2 separate regions of the Homo sapiens genome follow, and region 2 is linked to region 1. A link is a loop called in an ENCODE intact Hi-C map of the cell type or tissue named here. Cell type or tissue: mammary epithelial cell. All regions are shown on one strand. Links, peaks and the distances in the headings refer to the core of each region. The heading gives the core; the rest is flanking DNA.

Evidence for each region. Peaks named below come from ENCODE experiments on the same cell type or tissue, not always from the same donor. Only the 100,000 strongest peaks of a DNase experiment are listed, where the experiment ranks them.
Region 2: a loop joins it to region 1, with 2.7 times the contacts of the local background. A loop is called at or near these places in 3 of 110 quality-filtered maps.

The regions. Positions count from the first base shown.
Region 1 is chr2:62,781,057-62,792,961 of GRCh38, reverse strand. The region is part of intron 5 of EHBP1 (EH domain binding protein 1); the gene reads right to left. Among named protein-coding and RNA genes, the nearest start is that of EHBP1, 81 kb to the right of the region's middle. RefSeq lists an enhancer at 7,600-7,669. In mammary epithelial cell, for the core only: a CTCF peak has its summit at 5,424 (motif pointing left); no DNase peak of the experiment used is centred there.
Region 2 is chr2:62,934,992-62,946,896 of GRCh38, reverse strand. EHBP1 (EH domain binding protein 1) reads right to left here. Exons shown (of 23, transcript NM_001142616.3): 11 at 4,001-4,179; 12 at 3,047-3,095. It also overlaps the pseudogene RPS20P9. Among named protein-coding and RNA genes, the nearest start is that of EHBP1-AS1, 110 kb to the left of the region's middle. In mammary epithelial cell, for the core only: no CTCF peak of the experiment used is centred there; a DNase peak (open chromatin) is centred at 6,946.

The sequences.
Region 1 (11,905 bases), core at 1,376-9,375:
AATTTTTAAAGATACACTAAGTGCTAATAAAAAATAAGTCTAAAGAACAAAAAAAAAACCTATCAATTTTATTTGCATACTATTCCTGACATCTAATTCACAGAATCTGTTACAATAGATGTCTTCTTCAGTCATAAAACTAATAACACTGTAGGTAAGCAGCACTTAAATATCTCACTCTAAGTATACTGAGAGTGAAATCAATTGGATACACACCCATTTATTGGGGTATTTATAAACACATAGCATCTTGCTGGGTATTGTTTGAGTGTACAAAAAGACACACCCTTTCAAACTTTAAGTAGCAGCCTAAAATTAGCAGAGAGATACAAGACTATCACATGAAAAATTAAATAGCTGAGTAAGGTCAAATTTTTTAAAAATCCATAAATATAGTATATAAATAAGTGATGAGTTCGTTTATCAAACATCATTGAGGATCTACTATTTGTAAAGCATTCTTCTAAGTGCAGAAATCAATTATGTAGTTAGATTTCTGCCATTCCAAAACTAAACAAAAAAGACAAGATGTTTTGAAAACGAGAATATGAACCACTAATACATCTGACTCTGGGCTCACTGCCTAGGAGTTAGCCCTGCTCCACAAGAAGCAGCTATTTAAAAAGAAGAGAAAAGAAAGGCACTAATATATCTGGACTGTAGAACATTACTGGCTTAGAGGGGGAGATCTCATGTTATAGTACCATCATTCTGTAGCTCACATAACTGGAAATACATTCCCTACTATTTAAATTGGCTTAGACAGCAGCATATGTAGTACTTTAATTAACTGTATCAACTGACATACCTTAAAAGTAGATGCAGAGGTCTGAAATAACTGTAAGTAGTACTTGTAAACCAATATTAATCCAAGTTTAACCTATATATAACAAAGTGTCTAATGTTGTATCTGGATGGCAAGAAGGCTGAGTATAACACAACTGTATTCAGAAATTCTGAAACACTTTATGAGCAAACTTCTAATTAATTAGCGATATGAAGAGAACAAGTATTGCTGCTGAGTGTTATTTTTTGGCCAGGATGGAAATTTATACATTAACATTAAAAATAACCCTGTTTTAAAGCAATCTCTAGATATCTAAACTACCATTATAAATATTACTAAATAACATTTGGGCAGTATTCTTGACTAAATTATATTGCTACACTTCCTTATTTTACTAATTTGTAAATATAAAACTATATATTGTAATCATTCTATAAAGAAAACTTAAAGTAGCCTCTTACAGGTATTTAAAACATCATTAAAATTTTTCTCTTGGAAAGTTTAATCAAACTTTGTTACCTAACAAACTTGACATCATAACCTATTTTTTATTTTTAAAACTTTTAACGTCAGATATTTTTCACTCGATTACAGAATTTAAAACTTTATAATAACCATCTTTTAAAATGAAACTAAAATGTTCTTATATTATTCAAAAATGTATTTTCCAAAAATATTAGCAAAGTGTATGATTAAGTGGGATTTTAGATTTTAAAATGTAGCTAGTATATGCAGCACATGATCTGAAGCAGGGAATCACATGCATTGAACTTAAATGAATAAGCCAGATATGGCTGCTGGCTGTTTTGGTCTTATTTTCTTTAAATACTATCAAATTATCTACCTCAGTAAAACTGATGTTTATCTTAAAAACCTTTCATTACAAATGGTTTTTTTCTTTAAAAAATTCAATTTTTCTAGAACTATTTGAAGAAGCATAAAAAGCAAACATTTAAAAGCATGTTATCACATACATGTACTACTTAAAGTTGGTATATAGAACCTCAGTCTGGGAGTGAAGAAAATGAATGAAAATGAATAGTTTACCACTCATTAGCAATATGACTTTGGGCTAGTTACCAGATGATATCTTAGTTTCCTTATCTGAAAATGAGCAAGGAGAATTTTATGATTTCTAAGTTTTCTTCTAGCTCTAAATTTCTGTGATTTGATTATTTTAATCCAGAAACCCACATCTATATTGGGAAACTAGGTTTTAAGGTTATGGAATAACATAATAGTGAGTTATAACTTAAAACAACAAAAATATTACAACACTAATTTGAAATAGATTAACTGCCTGAAAGCAATGCTTTCAAGATAAAACACAAGAGACAATAATTGAATAGGGTTGTACTCATTTAATAATGGTATAAACACTAACATCTACAAAACAGGATATTTCATTGATGGGTACCTCTTGTGGAAATAGTCAACTTGTCTGCAAAGCCAAAATCTATAAAGTAACAAGAGAATTACACAAAAATATTTTAGACCTTACTTTTCAAATGGAGTTCTGTTATACCGTGTATAACTTACATGTAGAAACGAAAATTATTTAAAATTAATGATTACTAAAGTTACAACACAACAAGTGTTTATAGGAGTAGAGCCTTATTTCTTTTAATAATACATAATCCTTATATAAAGTAACACTATTTTCTGTAAAGCTGTGCAGTTCTCTAAATGTTTAATGTTTAAACATGCCACCAACAAGCATCTGACTAATAAAATGCAACTTCAAATAAAGGGAAACAATTTACTTCCTATTATTATCTGATACAGGTACTGCTGGAATTCAATTTCCTTTCAAATGTGTGCTTTTTTCAAAGAACATCCAACCACCCACACATTATTTAAAAAACAAAACAAAACAAACAACAAAAAACCTTTGTGTTAGAAATTGTCCCAGAACTGTATTTTGACGTTTTTAGCAACCTGACAAACCACTCTGTTTGCTTTCTTCTGCCAATACAAATCAAGCCAAGGACTAGTTTCTTCATTTATTTCATTCAATGTCACAAGACGACATTATGTCAGGGTAAAGGTCAATCATCAAGAATGCATGCTGCTGCTACAGTGGAAATATAAATATTCACCTGGGCTTTATTTCAAAGACTGGCTCACTGAAACTATTTAATAAGGCCTATAAAACTAGGAGGATGTGGAAAAACAATGTGTAAGAAACATTTTTCTCAACAAATTATATTCGCTGACATCATATAGAAAACTAAAGGTGCTACTTCAAAAACAAGTAAGTTTTAGGTAACTGGCATCAGAAAGGGGTTTTTCCTAGTTGTTTTAACAATCTCATGTTTTTTAAAATTTGCAGGAGTGCTACCCTGCAGGCATCTGTGACAGCATCACGAGGTTTCATATTTAGTGTGGGTGGTTGGATAAAATTGGACATTGATCAGTTTTGTGTGTGCTGAAAGGCACCAGGCTGGAACACTGTATTCAGCATTGGGTATGAGACTGCCAGTGCAGTGGGTTGGAAGATGTATGCATTGGCACTCCGTGTGGAACCAGGAGCTTACTTAAAAGGTTACTGAAATCTTGACTTTGGCAGCTGTCATCTTTAAGTGATCATGAATAGTTAAGAATTAAATCCAGAGCCAGACCTCTGAAGATCAGAGGTTGTGCACGTTTGAGGCACTAACCGTCCTTTATAACATTCTGTCCTCAGAAACAGAAAGCAGGGAGTAGGCCTTTTGGTGGGTGGGTGGGTGGAGAAGTGTTACATAGTTGAGAAAGTCACATTTTTAAAACACTCAGCTAAACTTAACTCTATCAACTTTCTAGGTGGCATTTAAATTAAAACGTCAGCAGATGTAATTACGTAAATAGATGAAGCAACTTTGTAATATTTTACCAAGTTAGGAATTCCAAGGTCTTTTTCTACTACATATATATGTGTTTGTGTCTTCCTAATGTACATTCTGAACCCTTTGCCTCCAAAAACAATTTGAAATGGCTATGCAGTCTCACAGAGCACTCTTATTAATGGCAACAGCCAAAAGACTACTCCATACTATCTGTTCTTGATGACTGGGTATTATAAAGGGCCAGCAATATCTCAAACATGCACAACTTCTAGTCTCCATAGGTGTGACTCTGGATCTAAGGTTTAACTCTTCATGATCACTAAAAGAAGACAGCTGCCAAAGACAAGACATTTTCACAGGACATATGCTTTTCACAGTGACTCCTCTCATGTTCCCTACCACCAGTAAATCAAATATTTTTCCCACCAGAGCTAAAATATGGTAACACAGAATTATTCATGCACAGATGAGTGGCGTTTCATAGATTTGTGCTACAGCATCTAATACATCTAACAGGGTCACAGCATGCCTTCAACATCTGCAATTAGTAATGAAGGTACTGGAATGGTATGATCTATTAGGTGTAAATTAAATATAGGTTTCTGTTAAAGATCAAGCTTATTGGCAAACCTTCAGAAACAGGTAAGAAGAATATAAAAACAAAATTAAGTAAAATAATTTCTTAGTAATAACAGAAAATAATTGCTTTTCTTAAGTGAAAGGAGGCAAAAAAAGCCTCTTATAAATTAGTATGATAAAGTTTAAAGGAAAAATATATAGTTAAACTGGAATTTCAAGCTTCTAGATTCCAGAAACAGGGTTATTTTAAGTTTCCTAATTTTCTAGAAAATAACAACAGGGTTTTTTTTTTGGTACACAGGAAAAGTCCATAACATGAGTATTACTCAGAGTGACAGATTAATAGACATATGCAATACCCACCCCTCCACCTATACTATCAAAGTTTAGTTCTTTTAATTGGAAGAATTTGGTTTTAAGGGAAAAAACATCACAACACATACGAATTATGACTCCACTCCCTAGTGGGCAGAAGTTGGGTGATTTAAATAAGAGAAAACATACAAATATTTTATATTGGAATAGGAAAGACCACATAAACCTTTAAATATATAACATTTCATCAGCTAGCATATTTTTAAGCAATGTTAGAAAAAATTACAGAATTATTGTATAATTACAAAAACATCATTTGTCTATGAAAGAAAACAATTCTAAACCACTTAATTTAAAAGAGGCATTCTTTAAAAATCCCTTTTCCTGGCATTAAAAATAAACTGTCACTGAGAAAAAGAAAAAAATTCTCCCAAAGCCTTCTATCTAAAACACAATTCATATTTTGATGTAAAGAAACCATCCTACTCCATTCCCCCAAATCACAACCTTAAAGAGTTGCTACTTAAATATTAGCCAGTGCTCTGTGAACCATTTTATATTAAAATTGGATAGTTCTAAACACCACACATATAAAAAGTATTGTTTGACACAGTGCCATTTTGATGATAAATTGCAATCTATAGCTCAAATAATTCTACCCAGGGATTAACATTTCAGAGGCTGAGCCAGAGATTATGTGTGTGGATCTTGAATTTCATCATCTCCCTTTGGCACAATAGCTTATTCTTCCTTTTTTCATCTATTCTTTCATGAAGGGTCAGGAAAGCTTAGCCTTGCTATTGCATTCATTTCATCTCTACATTAACCAGATACCTTGCAGTCTTTAGTTCTTATGTGTTATTCCATTACAACTACTATGCTGCACTGTGCTATGGCTAATGAGGTTTGTACCAAATCAAAGGGTGCCATCAAGTGGTTATAATACTCTAAACAGCATTACACTAAATGACTATTCCAGATAGGCTTTCTTCAATATAGACAAACTTGCCACGCCTCTATGAAAGAACACATTAATGGAGCAAGGGGGTGGGGGGGGGGGGCAGCGGTGCAGTGTGGGGTGGTGCAGGAGGGGCAACAGGAGTATCCATATTAATTGTTGTTTTGTATTTTCTATCCTCAGGGATTTCTTTTCCTGCATAGTATATTTATAAAATATAACTTTAGAACCATTGTTAAAATTAGTATTTATGTCAGCAGATTATCAAATGATATTTATTAAGTATAATTCAAGCACGGCAGCAGAACTGGGAACTAAACTTTATCAGTCAAAAATCATGACTATACTGATAGGAGCTTATTTCTGAAAATAAGCAATAATAGTGCACATACTTAAAGAAAGACAGCGTCTTGTCAGATTCATTTCCTATTGCTAATGAAAACTTGCAAGGCTATGAAATACAGCCAGTAATATTTGGTTTATGTCATACAGCCATGCCTGCGGTCTAACAAGGAACATAGCAGTTAAAGTGAGAACGTATTTTCAGTTATTTAAAACTTTCAGCAGTCTACTCAACAGGCTACAGGGGTCCCTTAGAGTTTTGAAGACAGGAATCAAGAACTGCTCTTAGAAAACACACAAGATAACATGCAATTCAAAATTGCCCACTCTGCAGAGCTGGCCAAACTGCTGCTGCCTGCAACTGTCCTGTACCAGTGAAACCTAACACATAGGCTTAAAGCATCTTCATAACTATATACTTAATTCTGCTGCGGAGAAAGCAAATTATCCAAGTTCAGAAATTAAACAAGATGTGAAAAATTAAATCATAAAAGCTAACTTAATCTTTAAGATTCAAGGTGCAGTACGAACACAGTAGCAAACTCCAGGCAAAACTAAAAATCTGTATGATGACATTGATATATTTTCTACATAGCTATTGCAGATTGCCTACAAAAATATTTCTCATCCCACATTTTCTTCTAGAGCCTTACCACTTCCCAATCAAGAGGTAGAGTCTAATTCCCCTCCCCTTTGAACCACGGCAGGTTTGTGATTGGCTTACAGCTAACATAAAATGATGAAGTAACACTATGTGGCAAGGCTAGGTCAAGAAGGTGATGCAACTTACACTGGGAGAGCTAGAATAGTCATTCTTGAAGTCTTTAGCTGCCATGAAAGTAATCCAACTGCCTTGAAAAAAATCCACACTAACCCACTGAAAGAGAGGAAATGGAGAGGCCTTGATACCACATGAAATGCCAGGGTCCATCTCATGGGCTCCAGTCCTTCCTCCCCTCATGTTCTACCCCAACCACCTCAGACTACAACTGCATGAGAGATTTCAAAGCCAGAACTGCCCAGCCAAACCCTAATATGACTATAATCTGATCTATTTAACTGAATCACAAGTGGCAGAAAATTATCAAGTTCCAGCAAGCATTGCTGCACTGCTTATAACAATGTTTAGTTGGTTACATACGGGAATGCAGTAGACAACTAATGCCCACAAAGCTGGAAATACAAAATGGAACAACACGCAGAAAGGTCAGAAAAATGAGATCACTACCTCTGATGGATGAGGAAAGGATGATGTGGTTCAGAAAGAAAAAAAAAAGTTTCGTAAGTTTCATTTGGGCAAGGAGTTATATATGTCCTGGAAAAGACTGGAATGGTATTACAGTAGTTTACAGCATAAGCAGAAAGTTTAAAAATATTTTAGGGCAATCCACATAAAAACACTAGAAACCAATGTAAGAAAAAGTAGGTTGTATAAGAAAGGTGAAGGAGAATACAGGGCCTTAAAATATATATTTTAATAAGAAAAAGAAAATAAAATTTAAAGGAATCTCACTTGGAAAAAAATCACTGATATATCCAACTGCCTTCTGGATATCTTTCCCCCGCCACAACCCACTCCTACCAATTCTTCCTTTGTGTTCTCTATACTGACTAAGAGCAAATTATCTAAACATTCAAACTAGAAATCTGGAAGTCACCCTACACTCTCTGACCTCCCTTAGCCCTTGAAATGAGTCACTAAGAAGTGATTCCACTACCTTCTACACACTTCTGAATCTTTTTCGCCTCTTCTCTGTCTGCACCTGCTAAGGCCACTGTCCCAGTTCACGCCCATGACATCTGTTACTTGGATAACTGAATCAGTTGCCTATCTGATCTCAAGTCCTTCAGTTTTGCACATTTCAATTCATTCTCTATAGAAATATCTTTTTTAAACTGTGGGTTATGATCCATTAGTGGATGGTGAATTCATTTTAATGGGTTGCAAAGTCAATTAAGCGGTTTGCAAACAGCATTCTAAAACATCAGGATAGAACAGAAAATACCACAGTACATCCCACAATACTTGTAAGAGTAAGACTTGTTTCAGTTGTTCACAGGTACATATATGTGTATACTAGATCATAATATAAAATGTATTTCTTACAGCTACAGTAAAAAAAAGTTTGAAAGGTAAAAACTGATTATTTAAAAATACAAATCTGACCATATTATCACTCTGCTTAAAACTTTTCCATGCTTCCTGATAGCTTACTGGAATGATGAATCAGAATCATAGAGGGTCCAGTGGGCAAATCTATATGTTTTCATAGTCCAGAAGTGATTCTCATAGGCAGCCAAGTTTGGGATCCACAGGCTGCTAGGATAAAGTTCAAATTCCTCGGTATGGCACACAAGGCCATCCATAGTCTTACCCAAGATGAGTAAGGGCTCATGTTGATAGCTTCAACCCCTAGTACTCTCCTCACTTTGGGTATAAAGCTGTAACAATTTTATCTCTGTGCCTTTACCAAGGCTATTCCCTCTGTGCTTACCTCAGACCCCATTCTCTTCACACAATTATCTGGTGAGTGAACTTTTAAAAGTCTTTCAAGTTCATGTGGCAACTGCTCCATAAAGCCTTTCCCATGCCCCTGATAGATATGAGTACTCCTGGACGTCTTCAAGGGGCCTGCCACCTGCCTCTTTAGCATCCTCACTATATTTCGATGATTTGCTTACAGATCTGCCTCTCTGACTAGATTGAGAACTACATGCAGGTGAAACTTTGTCTTATTCATATCCCCAATGTTAGGAAGTAAATGTATAACCAATATCACAGTACCCAGGATAATGAAATCCAAAAAACAATCATTCTGTGACCCAAATTAAGTAGAACAATGGTCTCCTTTATAAAAAAATTCAATCTTTCTCTTCTTCAGTTTGAAAAGAAAAAATGTGATTTTGGAAAATATCAAAAGAGGTAGGAAACATATATTGTTAATTGCTTTGGCTGAAAAGATTTAATATAAAGTAAATACATCATGATTTTTAGTGATTTAATTAGTAGTTTTATATCCATTTCATGTCATTTGACCACTTTTCTAAATTTTTCCTAATTTTAAGGGTAAAGGGGAAATTCTTCAAAGTTATTAAGGCTGATTTATTTCTAAATTCATCCTGCCCCAGAGATCTGTGGAACTTTGAACTTGAAAGAGATGATTTAGGGTATCCAGCAGAGGAAATTTCTAAGCAGCAAAGCATTCAGGAGGAAGCAGAGCAAAACATTTGGAAAATTTACAGCCTGACAATGTGATAAAAAAGAAAACCCCATTTTCTGGGCAGAAATTCAAGCCAACTGCAGAAATTTGCATAAGTAATGAGGAGACTAATGTTAGTCACCAAGACAATGGGGAAAATGTCCCCAGTTCATGTCAGAGACCTTCACAGCAGCCCCTCCCATCACAGGCCAGGAGGCCTGGAAGGGAAAAATGGTTTCCTGAGCCAGGTCCAGGGCTCCCCTGCTGTGTGCAGCCTTGGGACTTGGTGCCCTGTGTCCCAGCCACTTGAGCAAGGGCTAAAAGGGGCCAACATACAGCTTAAGCCATTGCTTCAGAGGGTGCAAGCCCCAAGCCTTGGCAGCTTCTACGTGGTGTTGGGCCTGTGAATGCACAGAAGTCAAGAACTCAGGATTAGAAACCTCCACCTAGATTTCAGAGGATGTATACAAAGGCCTGGATGTCCAGATAGAAGTTTGCTGCAGGGGCAGAGCCCTCATGGGGAAACTCTGCTAGGGCTGTGTGGAAGGGAAGTGTCAGGTTGGAGCCCCTACACAGAGTCCCCACTGGGGCACTGCCTAGTGGAGCTGTGAGAAGAGGTCCACCATCTTTCAGACTCCAGAATGGTAGATCCACTGAGAGGTTGCACTGTGCACCTGGAAAAGCCACAGACACTAAATGACAGCCCGTGAAAGCAGCCAGGAGGGGGGCTGTACCCTGCAGAGCCACAGAGGTGGAGCTGCCCAAGTCTGTGAGTGCCACCTCTTGCATCAGCGTGACCTAGCTGTGAGATATGGCATCAAAGGAGATCATTTTGGAACTTTAAGGTTTAATGACTGCCCTGTTGGATTTTGGACTTGCATATGGCCTGTATCCCCTTTGTTTTGGTCAATTTCTCCCATTAGGAATGGGTGTATTTACCCAACGCCCACACCCCCATTGTATCTGAGAAGTAACTAACTTGCTTTTAATTTTACAGGCTCATAGGTGGAAGGGACTTGCCTTGTCTCGGATAAAACTTTGGACTTAGACTTTTGGTTAATGCTGGAATGAGTTAAGACTTTGGGGGACTGTTGGGAAGGCATGATTTTGTTTTGAAACGTGAAGACATGAGATATGGGAGGGGCCAGGGACTGAATGATATGGTTTGGCTGTGTCCCCACCCAAATCTTATCTTGAATTGTAATAATCTCCACACGTCAAGGGTAGGACCAGGTGGAGATAACTGAATTATGGGGGCAGTTTCCCCCATACTGTTCTTATGAGTTCTCAGGAGATCTGATGGTTTTACAAGGGGCTTACCCCCTTTGCTTGGCATTCATTCTGTCTCCTGCTACCCTGTGAAGAGGTGCCTTCCACTATGACTGTAAGTTTCCTGAGGCCTCCCCAGCCATACGGAACTGTGGGTCAATTAAACCTCTTTTCTTTATATTATAAATTACCCAGTCTCAGGTATGTCTTTATTAGCAGTGTGAGAACAAACCAATACAACTACTACTAGTTTTATCCGAGAAAAAAACTTACAATACAGAAAGATAGAAACTGTCAGATACCTCTAGGAATACACATAGCCATGTCTGAAAAGCTACACTTAAAACATTGTTGATAATTTCAGTCCATATTAACTGGTCTATCTCTAATCTCTATTGTACTTTTCAGCTATCATTATACATTTACCATAGTACATATCACCTTACTCTTGTCTCACACGCGTATCCCTCAAACCAAAATTAATATCTGAGTGGAGGTGTTCTCTTGTATCCTCCATAGTAGTTAATATAGCACTAGGCTCTAAATCTAGTGCCTAGGACAATAAATGTTTGATGATTGAGTGAGTGAGTAAATGGTAAAATGCATGGGTTTCAGAGTTTGAAGACATGGGTTTGAGGCCAGGCTAAGCTGCTTTCTGTGTGTTCTTGGGCGTGTCACTTAATCTCACTGAGTAAAATTATAATAACATCCACTTTAGAAATGCTTCATAAAGATGAAATATCCCATTTTATTTGAAAATGCTTTGTTTTCTCTAACAAAACATATCAAGTATCATTTATGATTTATGAAGTTATTAACTGATCAGCTGATATAGCTTATTTTTATTTTAAGAGGCAGGTGAAGCAAGATCTTAAAGTTAACATCACACTGGCCTAAGTAATTTTAGAAAGAAAAGTAACTTAACATATGGTTAAGTTATTATAACCCTAGAAAAATCAACCACTCTTTAAAAAGTGAAATATAAAAGAAAGTAATCTAGTGAACGACATGCTGTTGCACAAAGAAGCCTCTCTTGCCTCCAGACCTCTGCTCAAGCTGCTCCAGCCACCTGAATCACCCTACAAATCCAATGCAGACAACTATCAAAAGTACTTAATCTCCTATCTGAAATCTCTCATTTGGATTTTAGGAAGGAAATACAATGCCTTTACCATATATATACTACAGCACACTCCCAGTGAAGTCTGAGGCAGTCTGACTAAATAATCAAACATATTATTTTTGCAGCAAAATGAATAAACATTTACACTAAGTGGAATAAATACCACGAATAGCTTCATTTTGGGTAAGGTCAGGTTTTGCCACCAAATGAATTTGAATCAAATTTCCAAAAAAATAAAAAATTATAAACATCTTAGGTAGAGATTTTGGATTTTGAAGTTACAGAAAAAGGATTGTAAAAACTTTACTTTTTAGGGTTTCAATTTATATATCACTTTCAATAGAAAGCCTCCCCTAACCCACCAAGACTGCATTAAGTACTCTTTATATGGGAACATAAAACATCCTAAACTTAATCTTCATAGTGGTTGCCTGTTTCCCCACTCCAGACTGTAGGATACTGGAAGTCAGAGACCACACCTTTTTCACCATTACACTCTCAGTATGT
Region 2 (11,905 bases), core at 2,219-10,218, 150 kb before region 1:
TAGCTTCCTTGTGGGGAAACTCCTGCTGGTGTTTTGCTTCATGTAGCAATTCATTTTATGTACACTAATTACACTAAAAAAACATTTAAAAACAAACTAGGTTTCTTTTAAGCAAGGTTAAGGCTTTATAAAGGACTTTTCCCATAGGTTAACCTCTTCTGCCATGGTCAACTAACTACCTACTGTTTTTCACCTGTTTGTGTGAGGTGAAAAAAGAGGTCTTTCTAAGAAAATTATCTTATTCATTTGTAGATGTTATTAAATTGGTAAGGAGGAGTTACTGCCAGTTATGTTATGCATCTGTATGAAATTTAAGACACAGGCATTGTTTTCCTATGGTGCTTTAAGTCCATTCAAGGGCACATGGGTTATTGGGAAGAAATGTGTGAAGCTAGAAGTAATTTGCAGGTAGCAACTCAATGTAGCTATCAGGTAAGAAGTAGCAAATGATGAAAGGAAAGACTATGTAAAAACAATTATTTATTGAATAATACAATGAATAGAATCATCAAAGATAAAGCCTTTCAAAAGCCATGATTGTCTGTACTGGAAGATTTAATTGAAAAAAAATTTTAATGGGACAGTCTTCTGTATGGAGTAATATGTAAATCCAAAGTATGCTTACCATTATTAAGTTAATGAAAAGCTAATGTAAAGAAGTGTGACTTAAGCCTTACTGAGATTCCCTATATTCTTTACACATTTATAATGAGGTAAAATCAACAATATTTCTTTTTCAAAATTTTGAACAGTAAGTTGAAACATCCACTTTAAAAAATGGTTTATTTTATAATGCTCATGTCTGTATTTAAATTGGCTTACCACTTTGTTCAAATGTAAGAAAATGGAGGTAAAGCACTGCCACACCCAAAGATATAATTTAATTGTAATTAATGAAAAAGAAGCATTTCACTTTAATAGACACAGGCTCTCCAAAATTATACAAGAATTAATTCATGAGAACAGTTTACTTTGTAACATGCCCATCCAAAGGGTAATTTCTGTAAGAAAACTATACTGATTTTTAAAGATTATCTTTTTTTTGGTGGCATATTTCAATAGAGACTGCCAGGTTTTTATTGCTCTACGGCCAGCATTATGCATTTGTGAAAAAACAACCATTTTTTTGTTTGTTTGTTTGTTTTTGGACACAGGGTCTTGCTCTGTCACCCAGGCTGGAAAGCAGTGGCATGATGCTAGCTCACTGCAGCCTCGGGCTCCTAGGCTCCAGCGATTCTCCCACCTCATCCTCCCAAGTAGCTGGGACTACAGGTGCATGCCACCATGCTGAGCTAACATTTTCATTTTTTGTAGAGATGGGGTCTTGCTACATTCCCCAGGCTGAAGAAACAAAATCTTTTTGATAGCAATACACATTTTTGGTTTTAGAGAGCAATACAAGTGAAAAATTGTTTTGATTTAAAGACTTGTTAATTGAACTTCTATCAAGGTCCCAAGACTTTGTATCACTAGTAATTTTAATTATTTAATTTAAAGTATGTTAAAAACTTTAGACTAGAGGTTATTAACCACTTTGTCTCATGAACCCTTTTGGCAATGGGTCCCTTCTCAGAATAATGTTTTACATGGATAAAATACATAGAATTACAAAAGACATCAATTATACTGAAAAATACACCTATGAAAGTATTACTTAAAATGAATTTGGGAAGTAGTAATATATGTGCTTTTTATGACTGCACTAATTATTTTGAAGAAGTTATAAGTGTAAAAGGTATTTGCAGATATCTGCAGCAACAACTATAGCATGACATGAAAATATCGAAAATATCTGTGATTTCTAAAGGTGACAAAGTCTCAGGCATGGTTAACACTATGGTGGTTTATTGCCTAAATTCATAATTGAAGGAAATGCTAAATTTCAGATGAGGAATTATGAAAGTAAAATGTATTTTTTCCCTCAACCATGTTCAAGGACACCCTGATTTCTACCCACAGTTCACAGGTTAAGAACTCCTGTTCTAAGACAATAATAAATTTCATTAATTTTTCAGTTGAAGAATTCAATTCAGTAGAAAAAAGCATTCAGTGCCTACTGTGTGCTGAGTTAGGTGCTTCCCTCTTTGCACACAGAATGCACATACTGTGTGCTGGGGTAAACAGATAAGTCAGCCTGTGGCCACAGTTAGCTGGCCCAGGGCTCCAGCAACTCAGCCTTACACAGATGCCCTGAAAGCTGAAAGGATCGATATCCCCTTGCCCCATACCAGTTGGGAAGTTCTGATCTCAATATATTGATTAATTATGTGGGAAAATATAGTCATGTGTTGCTTAACAATGGGGATATATGCTGAGAAATGCATTGTCAGGAGATTTTGTTGTTGTGCAAACATCACAGTGGGTACTTACACAAACCTAGATGGTACAGCCTACTACATACCTAGGCTATACCTAAGCTACAAAGCTGCACAGCATATTCCTATACTGAATAGTGTAGGTAATTGTAACACAATGGTATTTGTGTATCTAAACATAGAAAAGGTACAGTAAAAATGAGGTATTATAATCTTACGGTACATCACCATCTATGTGGTCTGTTTTTGACCAAAATGTTGTTTTGCAGCGCAATAACTGTATACGGTTTACCAGAAAATGAAAAGAACCAAGGTTTATATATTTTTGCCTCTCAGAACCTAAGTATTCTCTCTTGCTTACCATTAGGCTCTCGTTCTCATCCCCAACCAGCATATTTTCTAAACTTACATAACAACTATGGCACAACAGTTTTGGGTGCATTTTTAAAAAGCTAAATCTTAGAAAAAAAGCACTATGCTTTAACAAATATTCAACAGTTAAAAAGATAATATGCATATTATAATATGATGCCAACCTGGCACTTGTGGTCTTTAAAAGTCCATGATAAACCAGAGTAAACCATGTATCCTAATGAACCGCAGTAAGCAGACAACCCTCTGTGAGTTGTAGTTATGACCTCATAAAACTGCCTCACTTTCTCCAAATTAATAAAGACCTGCAGAGAAGCCAAAATTGAAACTACGTATTTTTCTTGCTCATCAATTCTTACCTTTTTGTTGTTCTCTTTAATATCTTGAGGATTCAGAGACTTGTAGTCACTGAGGGAGAAAATAGCACAGTGGGTACATATAGTATTTGATAAAAACAGCTGTTTTTAAAACAAACTGAATCTAAAAATTTGACATTCAATAATACTAAAGAGTAACCAGCAATTTCACAGCAATTCAATCAACAAAACTAATAGTGTGGAAAATTAAAGAAATAAATAAATAAATGAATAAAAACAGTGATTACACGTTTCGCTGCCTGAAGCTTTCCATCTAAAAGAGAGGTTAAGGCAGGGGACCAAAGACTAGCCTTGACAACCAAATTTAGTATGAGGTAATCCCTTGTTGTCAATGTAAAGAATTACAGGCTTATTTGTCTCATCTCATTTTAACACTAACACAATTTTCATAATAATTTGAAGTCAGTTCTTTGAGATTAAGGAGAAAAACCATTTTTTTTTTTTTTTTTTTTTTTTGAGACGGAGTTTCGCTCTTGTTGCCCAGGCTGGAGTGCAATGGCACGATCTTGGCTCATCGCAACCTCTGCCTCCTGGGTTCAAGCGATTCTCCTACCTCAGCCTCCCAAGTAGCTGGGATTTCAGGCATGCGCCACCACACCTGGCTAATTTTGTATTTTTAGTAGAGACGGTGTTTCTCCATGTTGGTCAGGCTGGTCTCAAACTCCTGACCTCAGGTGATCCACCCGCCTTGGCCTCCCAAAGTGCTGAGATTATAGGCGTGAGCCGCCACGCCCAGCCACCACTTTTAAAAAGAGAAAAGATTGTTTTTAGGTATGAAAAAGGAAAAGCTTTCTGACATATATCTCTCAAAAGCAAGAGGTGGGGTAATAAAACAAATATAAATTATTTCAGGATGTGCTAAGAAATTATTTTATGTTCTTTTCAAAAATGTCTATCACTTACAAAATATAGGGAATGGAAAATGTTTCTACTTACATTAAATCTGGTCTAAAGTGGTGTAATATTGCACAAAAAGATAAACCATTTCTCCACGATGTAGTAAAATTGGTGATTTTTACTCCTCGGTAGTTCTTTGTAACTTCTTTACACCATACAAGCAAAGACTGACTAGCATTTGGCTTTCGCCCCAAAACAGGACTTGGTATAGGGCTTGGCTAGAAAAAAATGAAAAGGGGAAAACATTAAAAGAATTTAATGGAAGATGAAAATTAACATTAATTGACCTAATCAGATCATTTGAACCCTTTGATGTCAGTTTAGATCCTTCACAACTGTCAATTCACGACAACTGTAACCTCCAAGAGGGAGACATAAATCTTAAATTATCTTCAGTTTTAGCCCTTGGCATTTGCCTGACAAGGATGCAGATATGCAAGATTTTAAACTTATACATAAGAACAGGCCAAGAGCTTTGCTGATGGAAACATCACGTTAAAGTTTTGAAATACTTAAGGCTAAATACCTATGTAATTCTCACACCCTCAAAATTTCCCCCAAATGCAATCATGTACAAATACGGTTTCTTTTTGACTAGGTTAAAAATAATGTATTTCGAGGTCCAAATGTAACACAAATTTTTAACAGTGGAAAGATTAAAATTATCATTAGTTTTAAAAATACAGTAATCATATATGCATTTTAAGTAAATAGCACAATGATAACCATATTCAAACATGCTTCTTATATAAATTTAATGATGGCAAAACAGTTTTAGAGTTATTAGCAACAGTCAGGTGTTGGTAGCAACAGCACACAACAGTATGTATTTTGGATATGCTCAAAATACTTTCTAATTATCATTGAGAGCTACTTTTGAATACCAGGTGAGTTAGTAGTGTGTGTGTTTTAAATGGTAAGTATATACTTTTACCCTTGTTCATATACTTAAAACATCAATAATAATAACAAACCTAAGATTATATATTAACAATTTTATTCTAAAGTTTTATTATTATTAAAACCATATCATTTTCTTTTACTGAATAACAACTGCAATTTGTGATGGTAACTTTAGAGGCTAGTACAATTGAAAACTACAAAGAAAACTGCTAAATGTTTCCGGACTTTAAATCTTGCTACTAATTAAAAGTGCTAGCTATTATAAGAAACCTTACATATTAAATACAGGCCCTCTAAAGTAAAATGAAAAGAGAACAAGTATTTACTCCTAATACCATTTAAGTTTAAAAAGCAAAGCATTCTTACTACACTGCTTACCTAAGAAAGATCAATGATGCCCCCACTTGACAAAAGCATGTTAGTACCAAACAATTAAAATCATCAACCCCACATAATTATGATTTATGCATTCACTGCTTTTGTGAGAATACTACTAAGAAACACCACTAAAATAACTTCTCATTTTTTATTAACAGTCGGATTAACAAAATATTATGTAAACAACCATAAATCTAGCAAAATACTGTTCTTTAAATGATCATCTCTACAAAGTCAATGCTGAAAAGCTCACAGGTCATAAAAATCAACGGTTTGGATCAATTCGACTTAATATAATGAAGTAGATAAAAAAGGAATCCCAATATACTACATTTACTTTAGAAAAAATAATAGCTAACTAGCAATCTAGTGTAAAAATGAACTATTAAATATCTTTTCATGTAATGATCCACTGTGACCTTCAAATCCCTCTAGGCATTTAACCTGGAAGTAAAGTGAAGAGTGGTTTATGGATGAGTTAGGGGAGCACTGAACTAGGTAGGCATAAACATTTTTTTCTTAGACTTTCTATCATTTAAATAATTGTCTTTATTAAAATGTTTTTCTATATCAAATTATATTATTAAGGTATTGATTCAGTCCAAGCATGGGTAATACATACATGGGCCAGATAATCTGTAACTATCATTACATCGATTCAATTATCAGTAGCATGTCCATAGGTAATGTATAAATGACATTAGCACTATATTATGATCTAGATGGCTTTCTGTATGTAAGAACTAAAGAAAACATATTACATCATTATGATTATGACTGTACCTCTGTTTCTAAGAAGGCTCAATATGAAAAGGCTAGAAGAACTAAACCAAAATTTAAATTGGTTCTAATATAAAAGCCTTGTATTAAGGGATGCTTACTGTACTTCCAACAAAAAGAAGTCACATGCAATTGAAGAAACTTTGATGAAATTACAAGCCCTATAAATGGTCACGGTGGTTTACAAAGAAAGAAAATCATAGAGCCGTTGTTAAATGAAATCATCTACTCCAGAACTGACCTTTTACCTAATATTTTACAGAAAGCCATAAAGGAATTAGCAATTAAATCATTTTGAAACCTTCAGTACATAATTGGATGAAACTGTTTGTTGTTACAGCTGGCTCTTGATTTTACAGATGTGGCAGGTTACTTGACTTGTTTGCATCTCAGTTTCCTCATCTGTAAAGTGCAGATTATAACGGTACATATCTCATAGGGTTGTAGTAACAAGATCTGCCTCACTCTCCCCATGTCCATTTCCTCTCTGATCTTAACCACTGCTCTCTCCCTTAAACACTTTGAACCATACTGACCTCTTAAAAAGAAAAAAACAACTGATAATCAATTTATTAAAATAGCTGACCTAAGCATCTGCAATGGTGACTTCAACCTCAACTCTTGGCTCAATACTGACCGAATAAATCTATTTAACAATCTCAGAAGGACTGTGCAAGTCAATAAACTGCTTGCGGATGCTCTTCTGGGAGTGATTCCATGTCTTAGAACCTTTACCACAGGCGTTTTTCTTGTAGTGATTCTCAAAGTCTTGGTAGGCATCCCAACTGGTCCTTTCACTTTGAGATTCTTTTCCTTTGTGCCTCTGATCAAGTCAGCACACACTTCTTCAGGGATTTTTATACTGCAGCTGGTTAGGGGAATTCTAATTCAGTGAATCACCACCTCTGGTTCCTCCAGTGCTTAAACCCATGGCTGTGATACAGTTTCCTAACCTACATGTTCCTTGGAGAGAGCCAACAGCCATGAGTCAGGAGTAGGAGCCAATGGACTGTGGTTCCATCATGCCTGAAACCATATCTTCCTCAAAATGGCATCATATTAATCTCTTTGTTGTTCCTTGGATATCGCAGACATGTTTCTACCTTGGGGCCTTTGCACATTTCCCTGGTACTCTCTCAGATTGCTCCATTTCCCTGGTACTCTCTCAGATTGCTCCATTTCCCTGGTACTCTCTCAGATTGCTCCATTTCCCTGGTACTCTCTCAGATATCTGCATGGTTAACTCCAATGCAATCTTCTCCATTAGGCCTATTCTCACCATCCTACTTAATAATGCAATTTGGCCGAGCGTGGCGGTTCACACCTGTAATCTCAACACTTTGGGAGGCTGAGGCGGGCAGATCATGAGGTCAGGAGTTCGAGACTGGCCTGGCCAGCATGGTGAAACCCCACCTGTACTAAAAATACAAAAAAATAGCTGGGCATGGTGATGCGTGCCTGTAGTCCCAGCTACTAGGGAGGCTGAGGCAGGAGAATTGCTTGAACCAGCAGGCAGAGGTTGCAGTGAGCTGAGATTGCACCACTGCACTCCAGCCTGGGCGACAGAGCGAGACTCCATCTCAAGAAGAAAAGGAAGAAAAAAAAGCAATCCATTTCCATCATCCAACCCCAATTCAGCACTCCTGAATCCACTTACCCTGCTCTACTTTTTCCACGGACTTATCATCTTCTTAGAGTCCATATACTTTATTTGTTATGCTTACTGGTTATTATCTGTCTGCTCTCACTAAATAAAATGTCCACAAGAGCAAGAATTTTAGTTTGTTTCATTTATTAACCTAAATCAAATGCCCAGAACAGTGCCTGGTACAGCATAGGCACTCAGTAAATACTGTTATATGAAAAAAATGCATGTAAAACACTTAGAACAATGTATGGCAAACAGTACCATTCAGTAAATATTAATTGCAATTATTATTACCACCACCAATGCATTATCAGCAGGAATTCCTATTTTTTGAGGCTCTTCTAGAAATTTCAAAGGCCATGAATTTCTTCAAGATCATAAAAAGTTTTTTCCTTTTCTTCTTCTTCTTCTTTTTTTTTTCCCCCACAAACAAAGCTTTCACTAGAGATAATCTTGACACCTAGATATTCTATGTGGAAAATATGGTACTTGTAATGCTTGGCAATGTATCTATTTCTATAAGGTGGGTGAAAAAAGAAGCTCTAACTGACTTTGTAATTTATTGCTTTCCAAAGGAAGAAAGACACAAAAATCTGTCCATAAAAGGTAAAACTACACTTGCAAATATAATGAATTTTAATGCATTATTTCTGTTTAACATAGCAGATTACATGTGAACGGTAATAAAGCTACCTAGTTATTCTTCCTAACAATGGTAATAGCTTTCTTTCAGAAAACCTAGTCAAATAACTTGCAAATTTTCTTAAATTTTAATAAGAAATGTCAGTTCTATTTTTTCTGCTCTATCCCTCTAACTATAGTTTCCTTCTCTTTTGCTGTCTGCCCTTCTTCCACGGATACAGCCACATATTCCTCTAGGCATTGCTCTAAATAGTTTTCCACCACACTTTGAGCTGATTCATTCCCAGGATTCCAACTATTACTTCCATGCAGATGATTCCCAAATATTTATAGTTCAAACTATCTCAAGTTGACATTTCCAGTTGGCTGTCCTTTCTATCATACAAAATTCAAACTCAATGTGTTCAAAACCATAATGGTGATCTTTCTTTACAACCTGCTCATTTTCATTGTGTTTGCAAATGATACAGCTATTGTCCCAACTGTTTAGATTTTTAATGTCAGAATCACCTTTGAATTCTTCCTTCATGTATCATCTCTTACTAGTTAATTTTGCAGGCAGTTTTGCTCATATTTTGTAAGGTTTTTGTAATCTATCTCCTTTCACCACTGCAAAATCTTCCTAATAGGTCTTTCTTCTTCCAAATCCCCCCTCGGTAACCAACCCATGTCATAGCATCGTTCTCCTTAAAGCACGGCTTAAAGTCTCTAATGGTTCTCAAGAACACACAAAATGATGTCAAAATACTTCGAAGTATTGAATCCCAAATCTTTTTCAATGTATTTACTCTCTAGTATTACTCACCATCCTTTAAAATCCCTATGCTTTCCTGCCTAAACCCCAGGTCTCCCACCTCCACCCAGTCTTGGATCATACACATCATCACCTCTACATGAAATATCTTCCGTCCCAAGCACAACTGCTGCAATTCCACTCTATCTTCAAATCTTCAAGATTTAGTTCAAATGTCATCTCTTACACGAAATCTCCTCGCAATTGCCATTCAGTAGGAAGCCCTTTTCAGTGTTCCTTTGACTCTTTGTGTCCTTCCTATGGCACTTAATAGATTTTCATTTTACTATAATATATTCAGTTCTTCTCTCTACAAAAAGGCTTATTAATTTTTCATTAATTCATAAACTATATACTGAGCACCTATTATGCCCCACAAAGTTAAGACCTTTACACAGATTAGCTAATTTAATCCTCACAACTCGTTTGAGATAGGTACTCTTACTTCCAATTTACAGTTGGAGAAAGTGAGGTTACTCAGGAAGCAGAGGAGTTCCTATACCAAGGAATTCCCACTCCAAAGCCTGTGCTTTTAAACAACATGCATTTCACATTTCAAGAAAATACTGCTGTAGCACTTCAGCAGAAGTTGTAAATTTTTCAATCCTAACAAACATCTCAGTCAACTTCTTATTGTCTTCAGAGGTTAGATCGCTGCCCTCTATATGTTTAATTAGTTGATTCAAAAAAGGCAATTAACCCAAACAATTTCAACTTCAAGAGTCTTTCTGTTAATAAACCTGTCCATTCTGTTGGATTTCAAATTACTGGCTAGAACTAGAACAAGAGCTAATTAAGTCCAGTGTAACGAGACATATACTAACATTGCTAAAGTTGTAGCACATTTTGGTCTCTCAACTACTAATTCTTGGAGACTTTCCCCAGTTATTGCAAATCATGGTTGAGGGAACTTTGAATATATCTAAGCATTTGGTGAACCCAAAAACTATCAACAGTGAGAATGAGAACACTTACATTTATATTGGTCTTATTATTTTTTTTTCAAAGTGTTTTCATTTAAATCACTTCACTTTATTCTCATGGTAAAACTGAAGTTAGGCCTTGTTATTCTACTGCTAGAAAGATTGTGCCATAATTAAATTTTTTTTTTAATCTTCTACAAAACATCAACCAACTTTCTCCAAGCCAAGACATGGAGAGACAGGAAAACTAGAGAGTAAGTGAAACTCTCTGCTGTTTTTATAATGGTAGTCTAGAAGAGTGAGTTGAGAGGTAGAGTTGCACTTTTGGTGGACTCCCAAATAGCAATATGAGCCTCATCCCCTCCCCTCAAAAGTAGAAACAGTAAAATAAAAAGGTAAAAGCAAAAATAATAATATAGTACCTAAGCATATAATAGAGAGGATCAGCAAAGCCAAAATTGCTTCTTTGAAAAGACTAAATTAAACCTGTAGTGTGACTGACCAAGAAAGAGAGAAGCAAATTCCTAGAAAAGTATAGCTTACTGCAACAGACACAAGAAGAAATAGAAAACCCAGAGAGTTCTATAACTGTTAAAGAAACTGACTTTGTAATTAAAAACCTTCTCACAAAGAATATTCCAGTTGGCTTCACTAATAAGTTCCACCAAACATTTATTCAAGGAAAAAAAATCTCCAATATTACACAAATTATAGAAAACTGGAAAAATGAGCTTATTCTCTAACTCATTTCATGGGCCTTTACACCAAAACTCAATAGGCAAAGGCAAAATTAAAGAAAATTCTCATGAATATAGAGGCAAAAGTTTTAATGAAAATATTAATTTATTAAAAAAGGATAACACGTCTTGAACAAATTAGACTTATCCCAAGAACACATATTTGGCTTAATGTTAGCATATCTATTGAGGTAACTTGACCAATTAACAGATTTGGGGGAAAGCTATATAATATAATCATCTAAACAGATGCAGAAGAGCACTTAATAAAATAATGTCCATTTATATTCTAAAAAATAGTCTTAGCAACCTGTAATACAGAATCTTCTTTCACTTGCTAAAAAGGCCCCAGCAAATATTGCAAGGGTGAAATATTTGAGATTGAGCATCTATCATCACTTTTATTCAACAATGTCCCAGCTGGTACATTAAGGTCAGAAAAAGACATCAAAATGTATTAAAAAAGAAACAAAATTGTAAAACGTTATTTACAAATAATATAATTGAGTATGTAGAACATCCACAAGAAGTTACAGTTTATTAGAATTAATAAGAGAATTTAGCAAGGTGTTGGATACAAAATCAATGTACAAAACCAACTGTATTCCTATAAACTAACAAAAACAGAAACTAAAAATTTGAAAACCATTCATAGTGGCATAAAAATGTCAAGTACTTGGCACAAATCCAAAAACAATATGCATGACTGCTATAAAAAACTATCAAGCTTTATTGCGAAAAAGTAAAGAAAATCTAAAGAGATGGATATATATATATATATATATATTTTTTTTTTTTTTTTTGAGATGGAGTCTCGCTCTGTCGCCCAGGCTGGAGTGCACTGGCACGATCTTGGCTAACTACAACCTCTGTCTCCCGGGTTCACCGGATTCTCCTGCCTCAGCCTCCCGAGTAGCTGGGACTATAGGTGCACGCCACCACACGCAGCTAATTTTTTGTATTTTTAGTAGAGACACGGTTTCACCATGTTGGCCAGGATGGTCTCCATCTCTTGACCTCGTGATCCACCCACCTCAGCCTCCCAAAGTGCTGGGATTACAGGCATGAGCCACCGTGCCCGGCCAAGATGGAGATATTTATTCATGGCTTAGAAGACTCAATTTTGTAATGATATCAATT